Linked DNA regions of Homo sapiens: region 2 is linked to region 1. Evidence: chromatin loops called from intact Hi-C (ENCODE). Cell type or tissue: Caco-2. All regions are shown on one strand.

The links. A loop is a pair of places that touch in the nucleus more often than their neighbours do. Peaks named below come from ENCODE experiments on the same cell type or tissue, not always from the same donor. Only the 100,000 strongest peaks of a DNase experiment are listed, where the experiment ranks them.
Region 2: it touches region 1 in a loop (14-fold over the local background); 3 of 110 quality-filtered maps call a loop at or near these places.

The regions. Positions count from the first base shown.
Region 1 is chr1:79,496,281-79,498,780 of GRCh38, forward strand. No RefSeq gene overlaps it. Among named protein-coding and RNA genes, the nearest start is that of LINC02792, 170 kb to the left of the region's middle. In Caco-2, a CTCF peak has its summit at 1,102; no DNase peak of the experiment used is centred here.
Region 2 is chr1:79,680,453-79,682,952 of GRCh38, forward strand. No RefSeq gene overlaps it. Among named protein-coding and RNA genes, the nearest start is that of LINC02792, 360 kb to the left of the region's middle. In Caco-2, no CTCF peak of the experiment used is centred here; no DNase peak of the experiment used is centred here.

The sequences.
Region 1 (2,500 bases):
CATGGAGTTCATTAAATAGCAGTATCAGTGTGATCACCTTTTAGTAACATAATCAATTTACTGGTCTTTGAATAGTAGCAGTGGTCAGACTAAATTAAATTTAATGTACATTGACCAAGTGATTTACAGTATCTAGATTTACAGTATCTCAGAATAAAGAATGATGACTTTCAAGCATTCCAGGAACGAAGGGAGGAATAAATTATAATATGGGCCAAGTAAGGTGAGAAAACTTATCTTTTGTTTGCTTCCAAGTTTTACAATAGTTCTTTTTCTGAAGTCTGCAAAAAAAATGTCAGACTAATTGGAATCCTGTGAACCCCACAGATACTACAGACTTGAGTGCTGCATTGACAAATCGGTATTCCATTTAAATTCCCATCAAAGCCTTTGAGGTTTATATTCCTGAATTCCTAATGACAGGTGCTATGCAATCAGCACTATTACCATATGCTGGAAATAGGCATTGTAGCTTAATAAGGAAAGCTTGAAGATTCAAAGACGGGACAAGCAAAACAGTCTGAATTTATTACAAGCACATCCAAATCCTTCATCTTTCAACTTTTTTCTTAAAATATGATATATGAATAAAAGAATAGTAACAAAGATCTTATCTGAGTGGTGGCCACATGTGTCATATTCAGATATATTTTTCCACAGCCTACATTTTGTCCCCAGAGAGCTGTTGTCTATTTGTATAAGATTTGCCAATAACCATCACAGCCATGTCCAATATTCTATACTTGTACTCCAAGTGTCTGGCTTGTTGATGATTTGGGGGGAAAAAATTAGAGGACCAGTGGAAATCTGTTTGATGTGTTTATGCTCCACATGCTCTTTAGAATAAATCAGCTTCCTATATTTTAACAGCAATTGGTACTATTCAGGGTTAGAACAGGTTGTATACCAGAAATTCTAAACTATAATAGATACAGCGGTTGCTACCAAATAAAATAAGATACGTCTTCAATGGAGAACACTTTTTTAAAGTACCCAGGTTTTACATATATTCTTTAAAATTCCTTTACTACACTTCAATTCCTGCCAGAATTGACTGCTATTCTGTTAGGCAGGGCTAGGGGGTGCTATAACCTTACAGCTGAATGAAATCTGCACCCCAGTGTTGAAAACAAGATATTTTATCAGCCTCAGATCAGAAAAGGTAGGATGTACATGTGTTTGGACAAGCGTGCACACATAGGTTTCTATCCACTTTGGTAAGGTATGAGAAAGAAGAAATTTGAGTAAGAATATTTGCAACTGTTGATTTTTACATAGAATATGTTGGTGCTTCAAATCATTCTAAGTTTTAAAACGTGAATTTTGCATTTTAGTTAAATTATTGAGATTATTTTTTCTTAAGTAAATATTTTTATCTTTCTCCAAATTTTAAGAAAGAGATTCTAGAGGATAATTGAAATTCTGGATAGGCAATTATGCTAATTAAGAATTTTATTATATAATGTTTTTTATTAAGCCAATTGTGTTTCAGGTCAACCTAAGAATATTGTATTTTAGAAAGTAGCAAAAAAGCCAATTCCATCATTTAATTTACTAATTTTCTCACACTTTAGAAAATTAAATATTTTTGGTAAAGAACAAGATTTTCTTAAGTTAGAAAACAGTGTAAGTAATATTGAGCCACTATCATTATTGCTTTTCCTTCTTTAGAAGTATTGAGGATATTTTGGAATTTTTTATATTTTTATTGCAACTTTCTTTTGAATGAGACTTTCCCTAACTAATTAGTAATTAAGTAAAGAAGAGATTTTCTACTCTCTCTCTCTCTTTTTTTTTTTGAGACAGGGTCTCACTCTGCTGTCCCTGCTGGAGTGCAGTAGTTTGATCTCGGTTCACCACAACCTCCACCTCCCTGGCTCAAGTGATTCTCCTGCCTCAGCCTCCCGAGGAGCTGGGATTACAGGCACCCACCACCACACCTGGCTAATTTTTGTATTTTTAGTAGAGAAGGGTTTCACCATGTTAGCCAGGCTGGTCTTGAACTCCTGACCTCAAGTGATCCACTTGCCTTGGCCTCCCAAAATGCTGGGATTACATGCGTGAGCCACCACACCAGGCAGAAGAGATTTTCAAAAAGAACCTTTATATAAAATGTCTTTATATGTAATGTATTTTGTAAGACTCAGATTTACTGTCTTTAGAAGCTGGAATCATAGTGATTTCTTTTTGGCATATTTGGTTTCTTGATAAGCTATTTTTTAAAGGAAATTTTAAATAATGCAATCATGTCATGTCGTTTGAATCCTCCCTATCTTCTAACTTTTGAAGACAACCTGAAACAGGAGATTGGTGAGGAATAAAGCACTTGTGAATTTGGTTAAATTAATTTCAGAAAAATGTGTTAAATCCTACAATGCCTAGCACTATGATAGACCCTACAAATATGGGATGAATGAAAGTGAGGGCCTGTCAGTGGGAAGCTTGGTCCAATCTTTTCTTCATTATGAAGATGGAATATGGACCCCAGATTGGTTTGATT
Region 2 (2,500 bases), 180 kb after region 1:
GCACAGGAGGCTGAGGCAGGAGTATCGCTTGAAGTAGATCCTGCCACTGCACCCCAGCCTATGTGACAGAGTGAGACTCCATTTCAAGAAAAAAAAAAAAAAATTAGCTGGCTGTGGTGGCAGGCACCTGTAATCCTTGAGAGGCTGAGGCAGGAAAATTACTTGACCCAGGAGGCGGAGGTTGCAGTGAGCTAAGATTGCACCACTGCACTCCAGCCTGGGTGACCGAGAGCGAGACTTTTATACATATATAGAAGTTGATCTCACTCCCACTATGGCCCCTAATGATGCTGAGTCTATTTTCAGGCAGCCAGGGACCAGGGTTGAGAACTTCCCCCTGACCACGAACCTCCTTGCTGAGAAAACAAGCAGACTCATAGTTTTTTTGCATCTCAGGAGGCCTGCAGCAGCAATCCAGTTCCTTCAATCATTTATTCTTGTATCTCCTATTGACCCCCTCTTCAGACTTCGGAATTTTTGCATTAATTATTTAACTATTCTGTTGGTTGTTAAACTATTATCTCTACAAACTATTATAGCTACAAATTTACCTTTGTTTAATCAGCTTGGTGATTTTGGGGCTGGGACAAAGAAAACTGTATTATCTTTTGTCACCTGGCTTCTTGATACAGGTCTTGCCAATGGAAACATGGGGGAAGACTGGCAGGGAGGAAGTGGGAATAAAGGCTTTGATCCCTGCTGTCTGCTTGATGTTGTTTTCAGCATCACACCAGCAATGGTCCATATCCCTCTGCCAGCAGTTGGTTCTAGTTTCCTGTTTCTTTTAGCACTCCCCAAACCAGCGTTGTTCATAACAGCAAAAAAAAAAAAAAAAAAAAAAAAAAAAAGAGGAAAAGGAAAATGTATGTCAGTAGTAGGATAGACAAATATTTCATGGTCAATCCAACAGTGAGAATTAACGAATTAAAGTAACATGTATTAACTTGAATGAATCTCAAAGACATGATGTTGAAGAGGCAAAACAGTGGAATACATAGAGAATTATTTCACTTATATATTATTAAAAAAAGTGGGACATATGCATAGGTGTGTTAGAACAATAAAGAAGAACAAGAAAATGATTACCTCAGAATTTAATGGTTCTCTGCAGAGCAAGGAAAGAGATGTGAATGGGGAGAGACATCTTCTGGACAATTATATAAGTAGCAACTGTATTGCAGTTCTTTAAACTTTGTATGGATTCTGTCTCAATCTTTTATTCCTAAACAATTTTTTCATAATAAAAATAAAATAATTAAAACAAAATTTCAAAAGCAGAAATAATAGGCCTTGGTAAGATAAACTGGTGTTCATATAAATAGCAGAGTGTCATGGTTTTTTCTCAACTCAAATATGGTAAAGAGAAAATAAACAAGTTTTAGAATTCCGTATGTACCAATGAGATGTTCAAAAATCGAAAAGGAGAAAAGAACGCATGTGAGAGAAGGAAGGAAAGAAAGAAGCAAGGGAGGGAGGGGGGAAAGAAGGAAGAAAAAATAAGAGGAATAAAAGGAAAAAATAATCTTACCCCTTCATAATTTCAAAGAGGAGTCTTCTAAAAAATTGGAATTGTATTTATGAGACTGTAAAATGCAAGTCATGATTCTCCTTGTTGAGTGAAGGTATAAAAAGTATGTATTTTTATCACAATAAAAATAAATGTCACAAAGAAAAATATGAGTATTATTCACCTGATTATAATATTGGGATAATGACCATGCTTCTTAGCTCTTAATCAGTTTAACTGTGACAAATGTGTTCGTTCAGGTAGACAATTGCATAGTTTCATGTATTTGGCAGACAATTCTTAATTTTTTTTTTTTTCTGAGACCGATTCTCGTTCTGTTGCTCAGGGTGGAGTGCAGTGGCGTGATCACTACTCACTCCAGCCTTGACCTCCCAGGCTGAAGTGATCCTCCCAAGTAGTTGGGACTACAGGCATGCAGCCCCACACTGGCTAATTTTTTAAATTTTTTAATTTTGTAGGATGAGATATCGCTATGTTGCGTAGGCTGGTCTTTAACTCTCGGGGTCAAGCAATCCTTTTAAAGTATTGAGATTATAGGTGTGAGCCACCACACTCAGACTTGATCTTCTTTAATACTCCTATTTTATAGTTGTTAGATGTTGTCTCCTTAAGATAAATTTAGTATTTTAAAATTAATAGAATCATATTAAATTTACATATTAAATATTACATTTATTCACTAAGTTATATTTTAAATAATATAATTAACATATAACATACTTAAAATATAATTATATTGTGTTATAAATGTTAACTTTATTAAATATTAAATTTATAAGTAAATATTATTACATTAACAAAATATTGTCTAACTCTTGTAAACTCAAAAAGGTGTCTTCTCCATTATGCTCTGTTCATTTTTTACTCATTCTCATTTCTCTTCTTTCTTTCTTTCTTTCTTTCACCACTTATTATCTGTTTCAGAGTTTTTAGAAGAGCTTGTAGAATTTTTACATAAGTCATAAGGTTTGG